6 separate regions of the Homo sapiens genome follow, and regions 2, 3, 4, 5 and 6 are each linked to region 1. The links are chromatin loops, found by intact Hi-C in ENCODE. Cell type or tissue: heart right ventricle. All regions are shown on one strand. Region 1 overlaps BBX (BBX high mobility group box domain containing). Region 2 overlaps LINC00636 (long intergenic non-protein coding RNA 636). Region 3 overlaps BBX (BBX high mobility group box domain containing). Region 4 overlaps BBX (BBX high mobility group box domain containing). Region 5 overlaps LINC00882 (long intergenic non-protein coding RNA 882). Region 6 overlaps LINC00635 (long intergenic non-protein coding RNA 635).

Region 1 (4,000 bases):
ATATACAAACATTCTTGTATATATAGCATTCTTACTTTTAAAAAGCTCTCAGAAATAACATATTTATTTAACAAACAATTTTAAAGGTATTTTTAAGTATCCGCGAGTAGCAAGTACCTAGCACGTACTCAGGACTCTTTGAGGTAAATATTTCCGGTGTTAGTTTACACATGTGGAAATTGAGATTCAGCATTGTGAAGTAGATTGCCCAACGTTTAAAAGCTAGTACAGCTGGGATTCAAACCATATCCAACTCTGATATCCAAACGTGAAAAGCATGCATCTACTAGCTAGGACCGTCTAAAAATACAACAGCAAAAATAAATTTCTAATGCAAAAAAAAAAAAAAAAAAACCCAGACTTGTTATATTTCAGCTTACTATTTCAGTTTATGTTATTCAGAATGCATCCCTGAACCATGTTCTAATGGTCTGTATCAATTTTATGTCACAGTACTTCTTTATTACTTCATATAATCACAATTTACACTTAAACCCTAAAAATTCTAAACTGGCAGCGGATACCAATTATGTTTATGGAAAGTCTCAACTTGGCTGTACTTCTTTTCATAACTGGAATTTCTCTAAGACTGGAAGTAAAGTTAGCTGTTGGGAGACTGAAACTTAGCACTTTCATTTCATTACCCGCCACCGTCAGGGATTCACTCACAGGGAAGCAAAAAGGCTTGCCAAGCCCCACAGAAATTACTCACTTCCACTCTCTCTTTCCTCATCTCTCTTCCAAATGTACTTCAAAACCTAATTTTAAACTCATGCAGGAAATCTGATTAATACCACTTGGCTTTCTCTACTCCATTAACCCTAGGCCCCATCAGCACACATAAAACACAATTCGTTTATATGATTATCTGTCAGCTTTTTAATTTGTCATTGTTTTTTTCATTTGCATGTTTGTCTAGCCTGCAAGAACCACTGACAAGAGTTTACAAATTTATTTCTTCTGTCCTGTGTCCTAACAAATTCTTCTTCCCCAAAAGGACCACCAACTATGCTGCGTGAACAGTAGTCACTTAACAAATGCTGAATGACTTACTACAGTGGAACAATTCGCCTCTGGTATTTCTCAATATCCCAGTGAATCCTCCACATCTATAACATGCTGGAGATGATACCAGGTACTGCTAGAGGCTTGGGGTCTTCCTGAGGGTGCCTGGGACAAGAAAAACACAGAGACCAGAGACAGTCAGGAGAAACACAGAGAGAGGAAACATGGAAATAAACAGAGGACAGAAATAAAGAGTTGAGAGGAGCAAAAGAGTCAGAAGTTAATGGAGAGATTAAGCAGCCAGAGAAATCACAGACAGGGAGGAAGCTGGCAATCTGAACTTGGGTTTTGGTTTTGAAACCACATTTCTGGTTCTATTTACTCATGTAATAGGTGCTCTCATGTTACTAAATCTGTGATACCGTCAACCATTTTGAAGTTATTGCCATGGTTTTTCTGAGCTTGTAACTTTACCTATTAAAATTCATCTTCACAGGGTTTCATCTTTGGAGATACATCTACACACACAATCCTCCAAACAACCCAGCTATAAATAAGGAAGTATTTTTCCCAGTTTAGAAAATGAAGGTCAGAGAGGTAATGTGACTTGCCCAAGACACAAGCAAATGAATGATAATCGAGGCCCCCAAATTTTCTGATTCCAAAATCCACTGCTTTTTCTGGTATCCTATATTGTCCCTAGTAGAATATTAAAGAAATCCAAACTGGTTTTGTAAAATAAAATTCAAATAAACATAATTAAGGATAAAATTTTTCTATCTTATGGGACACTGAATTACTCACACTACTCACTAGGATATTTTTAAGATATACCATAAAAAAATCTGCATAAAAATATCAGAATGATAAAAAAATTAAGAACAGAAATGAAATTAAGTGAACAGTCACTTGACAAAAATTTTTAAAAAGGGCTAGAATTAGTTTATTTGCTTCTACAACTTTGTAATTTCAGTCTTAATGATTCAACACATTTCAGCTGACTGGAAAGATAAACTGATGTTCTGCATTTCAATGAATTCTTAGAGCTAAGCACTAGTAAAGAACCGGTGCTCAAAACTACTTGTTCTCTCAAATGTCTCACCTAAAGTCTACACTGCAATCCAATTTCAGGGTACTTCATAGGGTAGAAATTATAAAATGTATTGCTCTTTGTATGCACGAGTATTCTCTTTTGAGGGGCACTTAAACTCTTCTAAATAATCATGCCTTTTTAGTAACATTCAATGGAATTGCCAGAAAAGCTCCTTTGATAAAAGTATAAGCATGTTATTGGATTTTACAGCAAAATAAGACAATAAGAACACAAAGAAATTTCTATTCAACTGTGTATCAATATATTTTCCATCATGTTCAGCAATTTTTAAACCAGAAATTTTCAAATAAGGTCTAAAGTACAGTACTGCTCTGCCCTCTAGTGACTGGATAGGTTTTGTGAGCTACATGCTTTTTTTTTTTTTTTTTTTTTTAATGCTTTTTGCACAATACTTACGATTTAAAAAAATTACATGATGGCTTCTTTTTCATCATTTAAGAAGTGAACAAAAAGTACTGGTCAACTTTTAAAATATGAGTGGTATGAACACAATGCAGGAAAGAGACTAAAGTTGAAGAATTTCTTTTCATCAGGCCACCCAAGTATTGCAAACCAGAAAAAAATTTTAATATAAACTGTTGCAATCCTTACATCTTTATGCAATTTATTTGGAAAAGTCAAATAATTCCATTACAAATATATTTGTTAAAAACCTTATAAATTTAACTTATAAATTCCAAATTAGTCAATTATATTATTTCAGAGTCTGAGATATCTAGATGAGTGATACTATATATATCACACACAGATGAACAATTTTCTACTAATTATAAAAGAGCAAAAATGCTTAATACAAAGCTATACTGAACATAATTTACGGTTAATTGCTCAAGTGGTACTTGAGGATTTTCCTGAACCTCAGTGTCATCATTAGAAAACTCACTATCTCTTCACTGCTATGTGTGGAAACATTAATCAAGGATGCCAGTTAAGACAGAGCTATTACATAGAGATTCACCCTACTACTTCAACGAAGGGAATCTGTCATATTATACGTCCCTCTTAATTTATCCTGCCATAAACCTCTTGCTAGGAACTGATGCATTTCTAGAACAGCATTTCTAGTCTCACTAAACCCAGGGTACCACTTCTGTATCTACACACTTACGTTAAAAATAAACAGTGCATTCATGCACATGAATGTAAAAGGATACCCAAACATGTGAGGATAATCTACAGGCAGTGTGGTGGTGTGGTTAGGAGAACAAACCCTGCAGCCAGACAGCCTGAGTTTGAATTCCAGCTTTGCCACTTATTAGCAGCGTAACCTTGGGCAGATAATTTCACCTCTCTGTTCTTCAGTTTCCCCATCTAAAAAATGAGAAGAAAAAGAAGCACCTACCAGTACTAAGTAATGGGTTATATTTTGATAGGTATTTGGGTTACACAGGTGTATGCATTTATCAAAATTCAGAAAATGTACTTTTAAGATGTATGCTACCAATGAATGTAGACTTACATCAAAAAATTATACATAAATATTGAACTCTAGTTAATATAAATATTATATAATATAAATGCTGAAGCATTTAGGGAGCTGTAGTGATATCTATATGTTCAGATGCATCAAAAATTAAGTTGAATTGATGAGGAATAGAGAGATGAAAAGATGACAGATATGTAATAAAATAAATATAATAAAATGTTAACGGCCAAATCTAGGTGGAGAGTATGTGAGTTTCATAATAAAATGTTGGGGGAAAATATGCCTACCTCTCATCAGACTGATGTGAAGATTAAATATATATAATACTATTAAATATAAAGAAGAATGCCTGACTTAATAACGGCATTTGACAATATATTTATTTAAACAAATGGAAAGTAGTGATCTATTCTTTCAAGTTGGTAGAAAAGGGGAGGAAAGTAATAAGGCACTGA
Region 2 (4,000 bases), 270 kb before region 1:
GTAATGTGATAATGAGTACAGTTGAGGGTTGGGACAGAAGGTGGTCAGCTCTGATACCTGAGCTGAGGCTGGAATAAGAATGAAGTAGATTTGCGAAGAATTTATGAAGGAGATCTTCCACACTGAATGAATAGCAAGAGCTGGGATTAGGAGACAGAAATAAGCTTGTGGGGCTTTGGATCTGAAAGAAGGGATATGTAAAAGCATGCTGTGACAAGTGAAAAAGTGATATGAGATGAGGAGCGATGAGCGAGGGTGGATGGGGCAGATGGCACATTACATTTTGGCTATGGTGAAGAACTTGGGGTCTAATCAAGGTGCCATGGGAAGGCACTGAAGGTTCTAAAAAGAGAAGAGATAGGATTTGATTTCCATTTTAAAAGAGCAATCTTTTAAAATGCTATGTGGCAAGTGAGGACTGCAGTGGGGAGAAAATGAATTCAGGAAAACCAGACAAGAGGCTATTTTTGCAATCCAGGTGAATGATGATGAAGGGTGACCAGTAACTAAACTAGGAGCAGTCTAGGTGGTGAGAAAGACAGATGCAGGATATATTTTGGAGGTAAGCCAACAAGAGTTGGAAGAAGAGGAGAAAGGTTGTTTCTAAATGAAGAATGCTTCCATTTCTATCTTTAGTTCAAAAGCCTTTTATGTCAAACAATATAGCAGCTAATAAATTGATTCTATAAATATATCTAATGTACATTTAAGCTAATATTAAATTTCTTTGGGTCTTCAGAGTTTTTACTGTAAAAAATAGCACAAAATAAAAATGCTTAATAAAGAAAGTTGTAAAATACAGAAAAGCATAATTTTTAGATAAAAATATATATTATAAAATATGCTACATACATATCTAAGATGAGAATGCCTATTTTTTCCCTTAAAAATGTGATTCGATCTCGTATTTGGGGGCGGGAGGGGCATGCTGCTGTGCTGTATCAGGTTTTGCCTCTTTTTCTGCAGCGTCTTTCAAAAACTGAAAACAATTTAGCCACGTTATCCCAAATGCTAGGTGTGGACATTTATTTCCTCATATATGGGCGGTGACTTCCACCATTGGGGCAAACGGACCTGGAAATGCCGAGATGTCCCAGGAAGTCTGGAGCTGATGGAGCCCGTGTCCATCTCACCAAGACCTTAAATATAATGCAGAGTCCCTGCTGCAAATCCATTCCCATCCGTGCTTTGAGACGGAAGGAGGGAAATTGCAGCTATTTACAGCAACCACCATCTGAGCAAGGACTGATTCATGCAGTACCTCGGGGAAGCTAGGTTGGAAACCCTTGTCAACATGCAGTCAAGTCTATGGTTAGAACTGGCCAGTGTGCGCCCTGCATCTGCGGGAGGGTCCGGGGGCCATTTGGAATTTGGTTTTTTTTTTGTTTGTCTGTTGTTTGTTTATTTGTTTTTTAGCCCTCTCTCTAAGGGCTAAGGATTCCATCGAGGTAAGGAATGGGCGGGAGTGAGTCCTAAGCGGGCGCTCCCGGAAGAGCGGCTGCGAGCAGCGGGGCCGCAGTTCGGCGGTATGGATCCTACCCCTGCCCGCCCCGAGCCGACCCGGGCTTGATGAAGTCCCGGGCAGCCCGCGAGGCTGCAGTGTGTCACGCACCAGCTCCCGGCGGCGTCCTCTTCCCCGCCGCGCGCAGTAATGGATCTCTGCGTCCTAAAAGAGGAAGATAATGCCGGTGTTAGCTTATAAATAGATGGTTGCATGCTCTCCCTGCGAAGCATTGATTGAGGCCGCTAAGCTGACTATTGATCTAATTTTAACTTACATGTTCGCACGCACCCTCCCCGCCTCCCTGTCGCGGCTTGGTGGAGCGCGGGGCACGCTGTCTCTCGCGGCCGCCAGAGGGCGGGCCACTGGTCCTCCCGCCACCCTGCCCGTCTGGCCTCTCTGTTTACGCAGACGTACAATGCTGGCCTTTATTGGGTTTGAAAAATAGGAGTTTGATTTTCCTGCACCGGGATGACCTCATCACTCATGAAAGTCGGAGGAAAGCGGGGAATCGGATGACAGGCAGCCGGGAAAATAAAGCTTGCATTTCACCTCCTCCCACTCCACCACCTACACAGAGTACTCGGGATGTGCTTCTCATTTTAAAACCACCTTGCCGAAGCCGGGAAGTGGGAGACGGCGGTAGGAGTGGAATGTTAAATTCTTCTTGGTACTCTGGCACTCGGTGTGCAGCGGCTTCTGTTTAGAAGGTTAATGTCACCTACTCTCTGCCTACAGAGCCTCTTGTAAGGGCGCTCTCCTGAACTGTCACTAAATGGCAATGCAACAACATTATCTAGGAGTGACTTGACTAACATATTACTAATTATTTCTAGACATAATTCATCTTGCCAAAGTTTAAGCAATGGTCATCAGCAATTTTATACTGCTGGCTTGTAAATTTCAAATCTGCTTATGACTTCAAATTATTAAGGTAGGGAATTACAGTCTATCATAGTTTTGCTTGCCGCCTTTTGGGACCACAGCACATCAGGATGGGGGTATAGGGTAAAGTAAATGAGAGGGAAAGGGAGACAGAAGACAAAGAAAGATGCCTTCCCTGAAATTCTCCAGCCCTAGAACTCAGCACGTGAACAAACTTTCCTCTGGGATTCAGTGAAACATATTAATAGGAGTCAATGTTTATCAGGCACTTGCTATGTCCCAGGCATTGTACTAACCGTTTTATATTTGTTACTTCATTAAATCCTCAAGACAACCTATTGGTTAGATTATATTATTATCCATATTTTAGAGTTGAAAAAAACTGAGGCAAGTTAGTTGCACAAAGTCGATTAGCTAGAAAGGGACAAAACCAAGATTCAAACCTCAGTAGAGACTGACCCAGAGCCTTGCTCCACATCACCATGTCGAGTGTCTTGACGACATACCTCCCTTGGCAAAGTCTTAAACTCTCTGCATCTCTAAGCAAAGGAGGGTGCGTGTGAAGAGAGATGGCCACTTTCAAATAAGGCCTATCTAGGCTGAAATGGAAAAGCTCTTCATAGGGAGAGCTCTTGCAAAAGTGAAAAACGTACAAAGAAATGATCATCCTCAGTGTTGCTCCTGATAATAGCTTATAGGATGGAAATAAACCAGAAGAAGGAAACTTCCATTAAGGGGACCTCACCTGGCTATTCATTCCACAAACATTTGCATACAGTGGACTGGCCATTGTGGTTGGCACTGAATTATGGTAATGAAGAAGACAGAAGTGCTCTATCCCCTCATGGAACCTCGTGAGAGAAAGGGGTTATAACTAAGTGAACAATCAAACACATAATTGTAATTTGTGATGATTACAAAGGGGCCTGGTATACTTCGGAGGAGGGAGTCAAGAAAGCCTGTCCGAGGAAATGCCATTTACACAGACAGATACAGCATGAGTAAGGGTTAGCCGGGTCCAGGATGGGCCTGGGCATAATATGGAGAGATATGAGGAAGCCTTGAGGAGGAAATGGTGTTGGGGAATGAGTGGGAGAGGAAGCTGGAGAGCTCACGTGGGATCTGATAAACCAGAGTAAAGATTGGTGACATCATGTTAAATGCAATGGGAATACCCCCTTAAGAGATTCAAGAATGAGAATAAAGCGATCCAAATTGTATTTTAGAAAGATTGCTTTGTTTGCAGTGGGGAGAATGGATAGGAGGTAGGATGAGGGAGTGAGTGTGGAGAGACTTCAGGAAGTTTGTGCACTAGCTCAGTGAGGATTGATAAAGGTTTGGACAAGGCCTGCCATAGTGGAAATTGAGAGAAGTGGATAAGCTATTTGCAGTTTGGTGATGGATTGGACAGGATGACTGATGGACAGAGCAAGGTCAAGGATCTCTCCCAGTTTCTGGCTTGAGGCACTGGATTGAATGAGGCATCATTTACTAATCCAGATGACATGAAAAGAGGAGCAAGTTGGGGAACCCTTGGTTTGGGCCTTTCCTATTTGAAGAGTGAAGGCTGCTGACCATCCAGTCAGAAAAGAGACTTCAAAAGTAAGGTTTGAG
Region 3 (4,000 bases), 80 kb before region 1:
ATTTATGAGGAGGTAAATTACCCTATGGCTTAGAGTTCACATTAACAGCATGAAGAAAATTCAACTTTCTTTTAAGTGTCATTTATAGATTATTTGGCCACGACAACACATCAAGTCAGAAAGTTTAAAAGTTCAATAATACTGTTTGCAAATCTTTAGGATGGATGGTCTTATATAAAACTTCCTATATGAACACATAATTATGAAGGCATCTATAATCCTGTACATGGTTTGTCAATTTTAGCATGCAATCAAATAAGTCTACACATGTTTGTGCTTATCATGCTCCTGACAAAGAGGGGGTGGCACAATGAATATCTATTAACTTAATTCTCTCCATATGTATGTGAATAGGAAGAATCTCAGTGACCTGGCCAGGAGTACAACAAATGCTATCCAATGGCTAAAATAACAGTAATAGAATCACTAATGCTGTGGATTTTACTCTAGTGGACCATGTCCTCTCTTAAAACCTAGTTATTCTTACTTTAAAGCATTACGGATTTAGCATACATCTTCAGTATAGTATAGTGGAAACAGCACAAAATTAGGAGCCAGGAGAATTGGGAGAGTACTAAGCTATGTAGTTAGCTGACTTGGTTAGCTGACCCTCTAGTCCACAAAAGAATAGAGGCAGCGTATCAGAAGGGGCCAAGAGGGCCGACAAAAAAAAAAAAGAAAAAGGAGGGTTGGGAAGGAAAGAAACAATGCCAGCAGCAGGATAAGACAGAAGGAGAAGACAGAAAAGCTGTAAAGAACAGATACAAATGTTTCATAAAGCACTAGAGTCTGTCTAAAACAAATTGAATAGGGAAAACAGCCCCCAAATTTCTCAAGAAGGCATCAGCTCAATGCAATAATTATTTACAACTATAATTCTAAGTTGTCAACGTAAGAAAAATTGTAAAATATATCATTTATTAAGAAGGCAGAAATCTGTGTGATACAGGTTAGACATATTTCTTCTGGGGATCTAAAATCTCAAAATATAAAAATGGTTCAATGACATGGCAAATATAAATATGAAGAATTCATTATTGAGTACTTGATAAGTAAGGCAACCCATAAAATGTATATATCTGTGGATACACTGATCTACACATGAATTTGATAAAGAAATAAGAAATTCTATCTATATAAAAGGGAGAGAATACTTCCCACAAAAGGCTCCCATTTGAGTAATGTCATTATTCAGAAGGTTCTAGATGTTGTGAAATGTTTAAAATATTGTGCCATATCATTGTGATGTCTGCATTTAAAGTACTTCACTTATTTTTATTAGGTGGGCCACACTTTTTATGGATAAACATCAATTCTGTAATATCTATTCCTATGCTAGAGCCAGTTTACTTTCTAAATACAAAATAGTCAAAGATATTTGTTCGTTAATTAAGAGGAAAGAAAAAATATTAAATAAGTAGTGGTTATTTAATAAGGGAGAAAAAAACCCAAGAAGCTGTTTCTAGAAATAGTCTCTGAAATAATCGATAAAGCCACTAGGTGTTGCTATATGCCCAAAAACAAAAATAGCTAACGGGATTTTTGTTAAGTACATATTCATTTGATTTCCCCAAATTCAATCCTCTCTTTGATTTAGTTATAATTCTCAATAACCATGGAAGGGGAGTGATTAGTATAATTAAGAATTACAATAATGCAGTTTTTTTCACAGGAGCAATTCACATAGTGAAATTGAATACATAAAAAAGTGAACTGGCCTCCTGATATAAAACAAGATCAAGCCAGTTACATGCATTGTGAGTAGTGTGGAAAGCTAGGTTGTTATCATGAGCCTGTCCTTACTTTGCAAAACACAGGACCACAACCATGCACTGCCGGCATGAACACACGGTCAACAAAAGGAGTATTGCACTGGTAGTATCTGAGCCATACGTTCCTACCCTTGCTAATTCAAACATTTATTGATTACTCACTCATTCAACAAATATTTAATAGGCACCTATGACATGCCAGACACAAAGACTGCTACTTTCAAGAAGCTTGTATTCTACTTGTATCTAGTATGTGTTAGGGAATAAAATGATGACCAAAGGAAATGTGCCTAAGCCTTAGTTGCTTGCAACTCATATGCAGGGGACAGCAACATCATATACAAAAATGTAAGTGCATAATGGTAGAATATTACAAGGTCTACAGGAGGACGGAGAGGCAGCCTTCACTCTGTGTGGGAACAGGTGGAAGATAGATAACATCTAAGATACACCTTAGGAAAACCAGTTCTCTCACAAGTGTAGAAATGATACGGTAACAGGAGGTGGGAAAGTATGAAGGTAAGAACACAGTGTGTTTGAGAGAGTGACTTTCTCAGTGTGGCTGAAGAATAAGATGCATTGGAGTATAGTGGGAGAATCTGAATTCTACATGAAGAAGTTTGAAAATTGGGCTGGAGGCAGTGAGGAGCCAGCCAAGATTTTCAGTCAGAGAGATGTGTAGTCAGGTAATTCTGTCAGTGGAGTGCAGGGTGACGCTGTCTGGGGATGACTGGAGGCAGGAGGCTAATTAGAAGATTAAGGAAATAAGCCATTTGAGATGTGAGACTCCAACTGAATCAAAGATGGTAACTGCCAGGCTTCAGTAATTGTCTGGAAAGATGTCAGAGCTGAGGGAAAGGGGTCAGAAACACAATGCCTGTGTTTCCAAGGTAAGTTAAAGCTTTCACTGAAAGAGGAAATTTGAGAGATGGAAGGAGGTTTGGAAGGAGGCAGTGAGTGTCTTTTATGAGAAGAGATGGTTTTGGGGTAGAGGATTCCATCTGAGAGTTAAAGGAGAAGCTGGTTACTAACGCACTGCACTCGGCTACCTGACACAAGCGGTGCACTACATCTGAGAAGAGTCCTGGGCCGCCACGGGGGGCATAACCCAACAGCACCACATAGAGTTGAGCTCTCCCACAAGCAGAATACATGTCGAGTCATCTGGCTAAATGGAAGAACACATCCTTGGTTTTACTCAGGGCATCAGGGCTGCTGGAGTATGGATTTTACCCCATGAGTCAAGTTCTCCTAACATTATAATCTGTGTGGCTGAGCACTAGTATGAAAGTCCAGAACAGACTCCAGGCCAGTTGTAAAAATAACTGCAGTAGCAATTGAGATAACTCCGATCACCTTTCTGCCTCAGTTTCCTCATTTGATAAAGTAGGTACAATGCCACTCTGTCTACTTGCCTTCTTCACAGTAAACTGTGAGAATAAAATGCAACAGTGTACATCAATGTGCTCTCCAACAACCACCTAATTGACAATAACCACACCTCTCTTGTGAAGGATGCCTCCTTTATCTTCCTGCTCTCCACCCTTCTCTTTCGAGCCCAGCTCTCTTTCTGCCCACCTTCCACTCTACCTTTGCCTTCATCTCTGAGAGCCCAACGAGCATACTCAATTTCATCAACGCAGCTTAGGGACTTACGGAGGATGTGTGATTTGTCAATCAAGCTGGGTAAAAGGACCCAATTATCTGGGCTTGAGCCCCACAGTGGACAGATGGTAGAGGCTGGGTTCTACCATTGGATTTGGATGGGCAGGTCCAGCCAAAGTGGGCAGTGAAGAGTGACATAAAGGGGGAGCCACCCAAGAAAAGAGGAAGCTCAGAGAGCCCATTTCCTTTTCAGTGTAGAATTTAAATAAAGTAAGCTATAAAACTATGAGAAGGGAATAAAAGTTTTGATGAGGTTCAGGTAGGAACTGGGGCAAGGAGTTTGGAATTCAATGGATTAAAGTATTCTGGAATAGTCAAATTTAGCAGCCTAAAGGAGGCACATATCTAATTAATTCAAATACACCAACAAGCAGGAACATATAAATAGCCTCATTTCATTGATGTTAGAAATTAGAATAAAGAAAGTGAAAAGTTTCCATTTTATTTAAATCTGTATTTGTTTAAAATTGTTAAAAACTCAGCATTTAAGATGTGGACATAATCATTCCTTTATCCAACAAATATTGGTAAAATTCAACCTTTCTGTGTCTCAGATTTTTGCC
Region 4 (4,000 bases), 86 kb after region 1:
AAATAAATATCTTCAGCCAGGCACGGTAGCGCTTACACCTGTAATCCCAGCACTTTGGGAGGCTGAGGTGGGTGGATCATGAGGTCAGGAGATCAAGACCATCCTGGCCAAGACGGTGAAACCCCATCTCTACTAAAAATACAAAAATTAGCTGGGCATGGTGGCACACGCCTGTAGTCCCAGCTACTCAGGAGGCTGAGGCAGAAGAATTGCTCGAACCCAGGAGGCAGAGGTTGCAGTGAGCCAAGATCGCCCCAATGCACTACAGCCTGGAGACAGAGTGAGACTCCATCTCAAAAAATAAATAAATAAATAAATAAATATCTTCTTGCAATTTAATGCTTATAAAGAGCTTCGGGAGGAAAGAAAAATAGTGCGTTTTGGTCAATCCCTTGTAACCAAAGATATAAGCCCCTAATGTTAAAACAAAAATCACAAAGTAAAAATAACTAGATAGATAGATCAATCAATATTTGGAATCTTGACTTGTATCTAAAAAATATTGAGTGTCAAAAAGTAAATTTGCATCACAAATTTATTGAATTTATAATTTCATCTGATTAATGTCTCACTGCTCTTAGTTCTATAGATTCTTTTAAATTTTGGCTTTCACACACATGTAATATACATTCAAGCTTAACTATACCTTAGATCACACAGAAAAACCTTCTAAGGCAAAACTGAAAATGAGAAACTGCCCAAAGTCAGGGAATTAGGGAGGTCAATAAACCGATGATAATTTTCAGACAACATCTTCTCCAGCTAAAAGAAAAAAAAGCCAGTTATTCATTCAACAAAATATAAGTAGTGTTTTGAAAAAGATATTGAAAAAATCACATTTGTGCCAATACAATCATAAAATAGCTATTTAATTCTAAGCAAATATTAAGGCAAGACTGGATGCCAGTTATAGTATTATAATTTATGAACCACTTCAACTTCAGCATATCACTGGTATTGACTGAGCCCCAGTTTCCCCACATCTGCAAAGATAATAATGGCAACCACTGGTCGTGGTAAAAATTAAATGAGAATATGATGGGAACATTTGGTGTCTTCACATTTTTATTTTTATTTTTCTGAACTAATTTTATATTCCTTGGTTCTTATCACATTTCTTTTTCTCATCACTTTACTTTGAGACAAAGTCTTGCTGTGTCACCCAAGCTGGAAGGCAATGGCACAGTCACTGCTCACTGCAGCCTCGACCTGCCGGGTTCAACTGATTCTCCTGCCTCAGCCTCATAAAATGCTGGGATTACAGGCATGAGCCACCACGCCTGGCCTCAACACATTTTACATTGTCAAACATACAAGAAAGACCTGAAGACAGCACAACTATCATTTCTGGCACACATGCTTCATTTATCTACATTTAGAAAACTTGCTATTTACTAAAACTTTTGAGATACTACTGCCTATTGAAATTATTTAAATTAGACATAATTACCCGAGGAAATGAGTAGAATGTCTGGTATTACATCATCAGATATTGTTAGATATAATTAAAAAAAAAATTCAGCCATGGAAACTATACTTCTCTAAAGCTAAATGCCAAAATAAATGAGCAGATAAAATGCTATCTAACTAAAATATATAATTAGCATTACCCTGCACTTTACTTCTTTTTAGATATCCATCCCCATCAGATGATCAGTGTAGGCAACAAAGGTGACAATATTGCCAGGATTTTTTTCCCTAAATGAAAACCTAAAAAACTCAATGAAAATATAGTCCAAAAACATCTTATTAACTAGAAAAGTGATATAATCAAGCAAACATTGAATAATCAAACTGTCCATAAACACTGGCAACAAAATAAGAGAATGTCAAAAAAATCTGAACTGATATTAATTATTTTCTAAATTTAGTAATAGCTCATCATTTGGTAAACAACTAAACAGTCCATGTCTTTATAAGTTGGTGAAGGTAGAGAGAGGAAAAGGGGAGGACGGTGGAGGATTTTACTATTTTTAATTGAAATTATACAACTAGACAAGTAAAGAAAGTAAATTCTTTACAAGAAACTTTATCATAAAGTTCACTGAGACGAATTGTTTTTAGGCTGGGATTATCCAGGTAATGGCTTTGGTTTTGCCACAAGAATTTCTAAGGGTGGAAACAGCTGTTGCATAATTGCCACCTTTTTGTGGGTTTATGTGATTCTTTGGTTCTAAAACACTTTCCATTTTATCTTCCTTTATTTTTAAGTCTGAAACAATTCTAATGGCCAGTGGTCAGATACTTGGGGTATCAAACCTAACTGGACACTTGGACAGTAACAACAGTTGTACCACTTCACTAACCCAGGAAAGTCCACTTGAGTTGGCTTATACTGCCCTCTACAGCCTTGAGTCATTCCTTCTCAAAAATAAATCAATTTTTATAATGTGGAAGGACAACACAGAAGAGGTCAAGAGATATTCTTCAGCATTCAGTTGCATCTCATTCATAATTACATTTTTTAAAAGTTATAATTTGTAATTAAAATTAGTAATATCTTTAATAATGGTGATGTAAAAGGTGGATTTTACAATATTGCTCCATACCTTTTCACCCATTTTATTCCTTAAGCTCCCAATGAAGAATTTCCTTTACTTCATTTCAACGAATTGAGTGTTTATTATCATATGTGACACTGAGCTACATGTTGAGAGTACCAAAATATAAATAACATGATCCCTCTTCTTCATAACATTCAAAGATCAGCCTAAACTTTAATAGATACTTATCTAAGATATATATTTCCCTGAAATTACATTTCTCAAAAGATCAACCTAAAGTCGCTAAATTGCAAAGAGTGAAATAACCTGTACCCAAATATAACACAATGTTAATCTTGCAGTAAGACGATGCCAGGTTTAAGTTTGGAGCCCCCTATTAGGTGTGTGATATTGGATTACCTACCTAACCTTTCCAGGTCTCAAATTTCTCGTTTATAAAATGGAGATGTTTACAAATCTTAACTTTTTTTTCAGAAGAATAAATGATATAATCTTCCAAAGGTCTTAACCATATTGCCTGCTTCAGAGTGAGTATTCAAGAAATGATAGCTGTTAAACTATTTTTACTATCTATTTATATTTTTCAAACCAAAAATAGAGATACATGGTCTGAACAAACATAAGAATACTTATAAAGAAAAAGATTTGCTGGGAGTGGTGGCTCACGCCTGTAATCCCAGCACTTTGGGAGGCTGAGGCGGGTGGATCACCCGAGATCAGGAGTTTGAGAGCAGCCTGACCAACATGGAGAAACCCGGTCTCCCGGCTAATACAAAATTAGCCAGGTGTGGTGTCACATGCCTGTAATCCCAGCTACTCGGGAGGCTGAGGCAGGAGAATTGTTTGAACCCAGCAGGCAGAGGTTGCGGTGAGCTGAGATCGTGCCATTGCACTCCAGCCTGGGCAACAAGAGCGAAACCTTACCTCAAAAAAAAAGAGAGAGAGATTTTAAATTAGGACTGTCACAGGAAACCAAAGCTGTTTATTTCCTTTAAAATGTACTGAAAATATTTAACAAAACTGTAACTATGTTTAATCTATATTTAGTTTCATTTTTAAAGCCCACATAACATGTTAACAAACACTGTTTGTTTGTTTGTTTGTTTGTTTTGAGACGGAGTCTCACTCTGCCACCCAGGCTGGAATGCAATGGCGTGATCTCATCAGCTCACTGCAACCTCCGGGCCTCCTGGGTTCAAGCGATTCTGCTGCCTCAGCCTCCCGAGCAGCTGGGACTACAGATGCCCGCCAAGCCCGGCTAATTTTTGTATTTTTAGTAGAGACGGTGTTTCACCGTATTGGCCAGGCTGGTCTCAAACTCCTGACCTTGTGATCCACCCGCATCGGCCTCCCAAAGTGCTGGGATTACAGACGTGAGCCACCGCACCCAGCCAACAAACATTTTATTTATTATTTGTACCTAAAAAATTTTGAGTTTATACAAAGAGATACCAGATGATATACTAAATCTTCACGGAGAATGCTTCTTAATCTCC
Region 5 (4,000 bases), 420 kb after region 1:
AAAATTTTAAATTTCAAAATGGGGCTTTCTTATGTTTTGATTATAAATTTCTGGTTTTATCATATTATGGTGAATATTTAGATCATTTTTATGTGATTTACTGGGGCATACATGTCTGTATTGTAAATTAGAGTCAATTTTCTAAGTGTTTTTGTATTTTTTTGTCTAATTAAGAGAAATGTACTATAGTCTGCTATTATTAGTGTATTTCAATTTCTCTTTGAATCTCTTATAATTCCTACTGTATGAAAGTAGCTGCTGTGTTATTCACTGCATACCTTTTCATAAATCTTTTATTTTCACTGGGAATTGTAGCCTTTAGGATTATAAGATGTTCTTTGTCTCAATAATGGTTTTTGGTCTGAATTTTATTTTATTGAATTGCAAAATCTCAATTCTTTCTTTTTTTAATTTGCATTTTCTCAGTAGAACTTTACCCATCCTTCCTTTCATTGTTAGCATTTCTGAATTGTTTTGTTTTAGGTGGGTCTTTGTCTTTTATATACAGCATAGAGTTGGATTTTCCTTTGAAATCAACCTGTTTTTCTTTTTGTTTTAACACTGAGGTTGAGCCCTCTGTTGGCTGATATGTTTGGTCTCAGTTATCTCCTGTATTATATTTACCTGTGTAATATGTAGCATATTTGATGGTGATACGTGCTATTGAGGAAAATAAAGGAGAAAGGGTGCATAAAAAATGCTGGGGAGAATATTCTATTTTAAATAGTGATCAGGGAAGGCCTCACGGAGGAAGTGATTTTTGCACAAACACTTGAAATAGGCAAAAGAATGAATCATTTGGATAAATGAGGTAAGATTGTTCCTGACAGAGGACAGCTAGGGCCAAGGCCCTGAGGCATAGAGTAGCTAGTGTGCTCTAAGGAACAGCAAGGGAGCTGGTGTGATCAAAGTTGGTAAGCAGGAGAACAGTAGGAGATAAGACCAGAGGATCAGATAGGGCCCTGTCAGTAGGGAGCAGAGAGTCCCTCCTTCAAGAGAAATTTTGGTACCAGATGTTGAAATAATACATCTGCCATACCACAGTAATAAATTAATAACTCTATGAGAACACATAAATAACCCTGGGAATTCCAGCCTAGGTAGGAGAGGAAACTAGGCTTGCGGGTATGATATTTTGGGTACAACTCAAATTATGCATGAAAGTAGCTTCGTATTTGCTAACTTTGGGGGTTGGATTACTAAAGCACCTTTCCCAACCCATACGATTGCAGGAATCCTTGACTGTTCTTCAAGTCTCTCATATTTCAGTTTGTAGTTCATATCCTACCTCCAAACATATCAGATATAGATAACAACTATAGCTTTTGGCTATTTATCTGAAGCTGTACATTTACAGAGGAAGAATTTTATTGCAACATTCATATTAATGAAAGGTATTTTGACTAATACATGTTCAAAAAGCATGAAAACACTAAAATTCTATACTCAGAAGCTTGATTAAAGGACAGAAAATGAGAGATTTTTTTGAATTTTTTAAAAAAGTCAAGTATTAGTTTTTAAAGAGTTTTTTGTATTTTTTGTTTTTCTTTTTATAGGAAATCTGTTTTGACAGAAAACTATATGGCAAATGTGTGCGTGTGTGTGTGTGTGTTGGGGAGGACTAGGGATGAATTCAGTCTGTAATCTAGAAAAACTGTGTCCAGGATAGGAACAGAGAAGGGACAAACTTTATATGTATACACAGGATTACTTTTTCCTTTTCATGATGTGTTTTATTTGGAAGCATTTACATGTTCTCTTTCTCTTTTCCTCCTTTTTTTTTTCTCCTGCACCTTTCTTTTTCTTAAGCTAAGCTGTCACAGTGAAATACTGTGACTAAGCCACAACTCATATAGAAAACTGAACGGTGCATTGTAAAATAGGACACAAAACAAAAGACTTCATCCGAGAGCTGAGATCATCACGAGTACACAGACCCACTGCAGTAATTCAACAGTGTTTCTCAGAGCCCAGGACAATTTTTTCAATTCGTGATATCCTACTGCCCCCTGCTGTTCATGTGGAAGCACTGACTACAGAAATTAAAGTTTTCATAACATTGCACAGGTTTTAGTGCAATGTTAGCGTGCTATCAAAGAAAGTTAAGTAGTTCAAAGATTTAAACAGAGTAATTTAAGGAATTGCTTTCTAAAAGGCTGAATATCAAAGAAATTACAAAGCAACTTTCTCTACTGCCTGATATGTTGAAGAGAACTCTAATCCAGTTATTTGGCTAATGAATCCGGTTTCGTTTTTAAGTTTCTGAGGGGAGCAGAGCAGAAGGCAATTGAGGTAGCTTAGAGATAAATTAGTAAAGATAGAGCAGGGAGTAGATGGAGCAAATGAAAGGCAAAATGTGCAAGAAGGAGGGGGTAATGAATAATTTACATCCTCGAGGGTAAAGCAGTTCAGTCCTGAACAGATCGTTTACATTCCTCAGGGGGGTCGGGCAGAAACGGGCTCCACGGAAAAGCCCGGATGGGCCATTTGTGAGCCTCAGCTCTTCTGCCTCCTGCTCCTGGATTTGATCATGGAAACCTCTCAGGGCAGTTAGGATGAGTTGGAGCCTCTGAAGCAGAGCAGAGGCACATCATCTTTAGAGCTGATTTCCTGGGCTTCTCTGCAATTTGTAAAGAGCTCAGGGGCTGTCTCCTGGATGTAAGTCAGCCCATGTGCAAATGCGTATGTGTGAGCATGCGAGTAGGATGTTATATGTTCCACGTTTTAGACTCTGAGGGCTGCTAGTTCCTGCATGGCAGACCTTCCCCTTGGGATTAACTAATAAGGTGCTAGCGTTCCCCGTCACTCAGCAAAAGTAGTTAGAAGCTTGGGGCCTTGCTTCAGCATTTGTTTTTTTGCTGGGACTCTTTCTCCATGAGGAACACGACTGGAGAAGAAACGTTCGATATTTAGAAAATTAAATGTATCCATGTTATGATAGATGTAGAAATCCAGTCCAAACTGCTCGTGAAAGATGTAGTTTTTGCTATAAGTACTATAGGAGTGTCACTTCTAAAACTTCCAAAGTTCCTACTTCAAAGGCACAATGATGGATTTTAAAAAATAAAACTTTGAGAAAACATTTACATGGTTTATTTCAGGTAACAATTAATAACCTGATTCCTTAATGCTTGGGGCTGTTACGTTCATAGCATTGCTTTTAGTGCTATCATTTCCTATTTCTCTTGTATGACATATTGTATTAGTCTGTTTTCATGCTAGTAATAAAGACATACCTGAGACTGGGCAATTTACAAAAGAAAGAGGTTTAATTGGACTTAAACTTCCACGTGGCAGGGGAAGCTTTACAATCATGACAGAAGGCAAGGAAGAGCAAGTCATGTCTTACGTGGATGGCAGCAAGCAAAGAGAGAGAGCTTGTGCACGGGAATTCCTCTTTTTAAAACCATTAGATCTCATGAAACTTTTTCATATCATGAGAACAGCATGGGAAAGACTTGCCCGCGTGATTCAATTACCTCCCACCAGGTCCCTCCCACAACACGTGAGAATTAAAGATGCGATTTGGGTGGGGACACAGCCAAACCATATCATTCCTCCCCTGGCTCCTCCCAAATCTCATGTCCTCACATTTCAAAATCAATCATGCCTTTTCAACAGTCCCCCAAAGTCTTAACTCATTTCAGCATTCACTCAAAAGTCCACATCTGATACAAGGCAAGTCCCTTCTGCCTATGAGCCTGTAAAATCAAAAGCAAGTTAGTTACTTCCTGGATACAATGTGGGTACAGGCATTGGGTAGCCATTCCAAATGGGAGACATTGGCCAAAAGAAAGTTGCTACAGGCCCCATGCAAGTCCGAAATCCAGCGGGGCAGTCAAATCTTAAAGCTCCAAAATGATCTTTTTTCACTCCATGTCTCACATCCAGGTCATGCTCACACAAGAGGTAGGTTCCCATGGTCTTGGGCAGCTCCGCCCCTGTGGCTTTGCAGGGTACAGCACTCCTCCTGGCTGTTTTCAGGGACTGGCCTTGAGTG
Region 6 (4,000 bases), 190 kb before region 1:
TTCTCAGTGCCCATCAACCTTCATTTTTTAATGCACTGAAAAGTCTAAATATTTATTCAATTCACAGGATTTATTACAGCTTCATTCAGCTAGGGCACATACACATTTTTTAACTACATGGCACTTTTTAAATAGCATCATTTAAAAATAATTAGGAAATAATTGTGATTGTATTCTAAAGATGTAAGATACTATCTAGTTTTAAAAAGTAACCAGAAAGAGTGTTCCTAAAGGACGACCCATAATCAACAGCTAGAAACAGCTGGCATTTATTTTACATAGAAAAACAGTTCGCATGTAGGGAATCACCATCTGACTCACTAAACTGCCCAGTGTTGTCGGGAAAAAATAGGCTGGTTAGAAAGTCAGCTTGTGGCTAACCATGTTCCAGACCACCTGGCCTTGCTCTGCTATGAGGTCAAAAGGCTGGTTTTGTGTTATCATGGAAAGAGGTGAGATTCCAGCCAGACACTTGCCGCGTGCAAGGTCACCTGGGCGTCACCTTTTAGGACGGCTAGAGGAGATGTCAGGGATTGAAGGGGGTGGCGAGGAGGAGCTTTGTCCATAATCTCTATAAGCCACTCTCCTTCATTGATAACATAGACAATCAGAATTGCCATTTTCTGTTTCATCTAAAGTGCTATGAAACACAGCTTCAGCTTGCTCCTTCCAACAGATCCCTACATAGATGCTCTGGAACGGCCTCTTTGTGTTTATTAATGGAAATTTCCCACAATAACTGCAAGTGACTAAAAAGATGCTGTGTCTTTCATCCCTGTCTCTGTCATCATCATGCTTTCTTAACTAACATAATTTTTGAGAAATATTGGGAAAATGCCAACAAAGAAATATAATTTGAAATTCCACCATCCAGAGAAAATCACTTTTCCTAGGGAATAGAGACATCTTCCAACTTATGCAATTTATACAATCATCTGTTTTTCAAAGGTCTTAAGTAAATCATATTTCATATACATTGAAATGCTTTCGATTTGCTTCTGCGGCTTTTTGTATCACCATTCATGGTGTTACAGTTCCTTTTTAAAATGATTTAAAAAAAAAAAAAAGACAAGGTCTTTGAAATTATTGAGCCACCCATGCCTAGCCACCAACTTTGTACTAGGGGTGCTGTATCTTTCCCTTTACGCCTTCAAATAGACTGCTAGCCTCTGTCCTTATCAGCACTTTCCAGTTGAAATTAGAAGGCAGTAAAGGCGAAATGACACAAACAACATGGAATTAGCGTGGCTGACACACAGAGATCACAGCAGGTAATGGAGACAGGTGAGGACCCAGTGAGGGGCATGGGGAAGGGGCTGTGGAGCTCTGAAGTGCATTTCCCACATTTAGCCTTGCACTGGATGTACAAATGTCCACATCTCTAAAATTAAATTATGTACCTTATGGAGCAATTTGCATAAAACAATTTTGTATCTGTTGTGTGTTTCATAACCTGCGGTACATCTGTACATTTATAGATTTTAAAAAATAGTATATATCCTGCTTTGTAACATGCTTTTTTTGTTGGCACATGCCTCTTTATGTCCATAAATAAATACAGACGTCATAATTGCCGATGACTACAAAACCCTCTGCTGTGTGTATCTATAAGAATTATTTAAACAGTTTCCAGTGAGTGGATCTTCTGGGTGTTTCCAGTTCGGCTTATAATGGACGCCTCGGGTTCCCAGGGTTGTGTTCTTTGGTCTGCCTCTGGTTTCAGCCATAGCTGCAATGAACATGGTCATGAGAGCTCAGACTCACATGGAAAAGCTAGCAAAGGGGCTTTTCCGATGCTAAAGAGCCTTGAGGCAAAGGAGAGTCTTTCTCCTTGCTCCTAGACAACCTTAAACCAGTGGGGACGGACTGGTGAATAAATGCTTCAGGAGACCTTGTGAGTGTTTCGCGAGAGGGCGCTGTGGAGTTGAGTCCCAGCAGCCCAAGGCATCAGCCTCACTAAGTTTGCTTTTCCCTCTTCCCTACTCTCTCCCTCCTGCTTCCCAGGATCATGTTGGAAATAAACTACCTGTATCCAGACAAGTCCTAATCTCTCCTGTTCTGAGCCAAGATAGGGACTCTGATAAACAATGATGTGGACAATATCCTTGAATGCACATCTCTGCCGTGGATCTAGTTATTTCCTTAAGACAAATCTCTAGAAATGCTCATTGCTGATCTGGTTATTTCCTTAAGATAAATCTCTAGAAATGTTCACTGCTGAGTCAAAGGGCATGGACTTTTAAAAACAAGCTCAAACAAGTGCTCTGTTTAACAGAGCTCTTAACTGTAAGGCGATTGATTTTATTTTATTTGCCTTTGCCTATTCAATCCCAGAGCTATCATGAAGCTCTCTTCCATCAAGAAGCAAAACATTGATACTAACTTCCTGTAGTCTTTTAAGCCACCCTCTCCAGAGGCCCCAGAAATCCCTCCCCGTTGCTGTCCTGCAAACACGATGAATGGAATAGTTGGAATGCACACCCACTGTCTCTCAAATAGACAGCTCACTTTATTGCCTGGTAGTTATTAAGAATGAGTAGTAATTTTGCTGTAGAAAAGACTACTTATAGGGAAAGTAAGAAACGAGAGAAACATTCACTCATAATTTAACACAAGGAAATAAAACCAACCAGAAGATAAAATGTCTGTTTCTCAAACAGCTCAATCCTTATATCACTAGTAGCACTGGAGCTCTTAATTATAGATAGTAAAGCCTCTGGATGTTATTTTTTACCCAACATCAGTGGTAACAGACGCATAAGGAACTGCTCAGAGTAGTACAGAAGGAACTCTAATGCGCAGGCGCTTCGGTGGGGCAGCAGCAAATGTGCGTGATCTGGCTAAAGAGGGAACCCAGAAAGGGTGTCAGCTCCAAATATGGATTAGCCACAGCCTTTCCACGAGGGGGAATGGTGACCATATGTTTGCAAGTATAATTTACAGAAACATATATGTGATTATTTTTTAAAATAAGTGAACTATTTATAAATCTTAGCCAATGAATCTTTGTGACATCTCCTTTCAGGAAGCCTAATTTTAAAAGGTATATAAAACCGTTCTCCTGGCCAACACTTGCAGGTTCTGCCCGCTTGGATGGCTTCCCTAAAAAAGGAAAAAACAAACAAAACCAACCTTCCTTGGCTGTGTTTGCCATCAACATCAAGAACTGCAGCAAAGGCATTCTGACTGCTGTTTATTACTACTGTTTATTCTGTCATAATTACTATCACCAAACCCACATGATTACAGTGTTAGTAATTTTATTGATTATAAATAGCACTAATGCTGTAATACATTAGCAAAGACACAGCATTAGGGAGACATGGTCCATACTCACTTGGAGAGTTGCACCTTTGAGGATGATTGTTTAAACCATCCTGGAAAGCATTATCCTTACATGGCCCCGGTTTCCAGTCACTCCAGTGAAGGTTTCCTTTAAACACTACCGCCATTCTCCCTGCTCAGTGTTTCTGTGGCCTTCTCAGATGTCCTTCATGCAGTCTAGGCTGTGCTTTGTATTCAAAAGAGAATCCCTTGATAGTATATGGACCCAGTAATGTCCTAGTTTCTTGAATTTGCTAAAAGCAGGGGCATTAGATTGTGAAAGCCCACTACAGCCATTTCTATTTTAACAGTGATACATCTTCCTTTTGGCAAGAGTACTATTGAGTGAATTCGTACAGTCTTGGGCCCTTCCATGTTTATTTAAAGATTGTATTTTCTGAGGGAGGAGGACAAAGGGCACAATTGGGACTTTACTCAAAACACCCACATATCATAGAGGGAATCTACATTTACTGTTTAATTTTAGTTTTCAAAATTTATTGCAAAGAGTCACCTGGATAAAGAGAAATCCCCCCACAGAACAATGTCTTTCTGCCTTCTCCAAAGCACACTCCCTTTTCTGAGGAGTGATGCTTTCACTTAAAATGGTGTATATTGATTAAAGTCAACATATTTCCTGTTTTTTAGGTGTCTGCTGGGTTCTTGGGAGCATTTT

The links. Peaks named below come from ENCODE experiments on the same cell type or tissue, not always from the same donor. Only the 100,000 strongest peaks of a DNase experiment are listed, where the experiment ranks them.
Region 2: it touches region 1 in a loop (5-fold over the local background); 37 of 110 quality-filtered maps call a loop at or near these places.
Region 3: a loop joins it to region 1, with 4 times the contacts of the local background. A loop is called at or near these places in 63 of 110 quality-filtered maps.
Region 4: a loop joins it to region 1, with 3 times the contacts of the local background. A loop is called at or near these places in 33 of 110 quality-filtered maps.
Region 5: it touches region 1 in a loop (3-fold over the local background); 41 of 110 quality-filtered maps call a loop at or near these places.
Region 6: a loop joins it to region 1, with 2.3 times the contacts of the local background. A loop is called at or near these places in 30 of 110 quality-filtered maps.

Annotation. Positions count from the first base shown.
Region 1 is chr3:107,658,998-107,662,997 of GRCh38, reverse strand. The region is part of intron 3 of BBX (BBX high mobility group box domain containing); the gene reads right to left. Among named protein-coding and RNA genes, the nearest start is that of BBX, 140 kb to the right of the region's middle. In heart right ventricle, a CTCF peak has its summit at 2,435 (motif pointing left); no DNase peak of the experiment used is centred here; H3K4me3 peaks cover 889 bases; H3K27ac peaks cover 1,538 bases.
Region 2 is chr3:107,925,539-107,929,538 of GRCh38, reverse strand. It overlaps LINC00636 (long intergenic non-protein coding RNA 636), which reads right to left. Exons shown (of 3, transcript NR_015394.1): 3 at 632-1,666. Among named protein-coding and RNA genes, the nearest start is that of LINC00636, 44 kb to the right of the region's middle. RefSeq lists enhancers at 1,950-2,009, 2,020-2,109, 1,698-2,319. In heart right ventricle, CTCF peaks have their summits at 1,630 and 1,833 (motif pointing right); a DNase peak (open chromatin) is centred at 1,878; H3K4me3 peaks cover 1,311 bases.
Region 3 is chr3:107,738,992-107,742,991 of GRCh38, reverse strand. The region is part of intron 7 of BBX (BBX high mobility group box domain containing); the gene reads right to left. Among named protein-coding and RNA genes, the nearest start is that of LINC00635, 140 kb to the left of the region's middle. In heart right ventricle, a CTCF peak has its summit at 1,500 (motif pointing right); no DNase peak of the experiment used is centred here.
Region 4 is chr3:107,573,175-107,577,174 of GRCh38, reverse strand. All of the region lies in intron 2 of BBX (BBX high mobility group box domain containing), which reads right to left. Among named protein-coding and RNA genes, the nearest start is that of BBX, 52 kb to the right of the region's middle. In heart right ventricle, a CTCF peak has its summit at 2,339 (motif pointing left); no DNase peak of the experiment used is centred here.
Region 5 is chr3:107,234,046-107,238,045 of GRCh38, reverse strand. All of the region lies in intron 1 of LINC00882 (long intergenic non-protein coding RNA 882), which reads left to right. Among named protein-coding and RNA genes, the nearest start is that of LINC00882, 4.6 kb to the left of the region's middle. RefSeq lists a silencer at 2,063-2,112. In heart right ventricle, a CTCF peak has its summit at 2,025 (motif pointing left); no DNase peak of the experiment used is centred here; H3K4me3 peaks cover 1,279 bases; H3K27ac peaks cover 2,305 bases.
Region 6 is chr3:107,844,352-107,848,351 of GRCh38, reverse strand. All of the region lies in intron 5 of LINC00635 (long intergenic non-protein coding RNA 635), which reads left to right. Among named protein-coding and RNA genes, the nearest start is that of LINC00635, 32 kb to the left of the region's middle. In heart right ventricle, a CTCF peak has its summit at 1,899; a DNase peak (open chromatin) is centred at 1,901.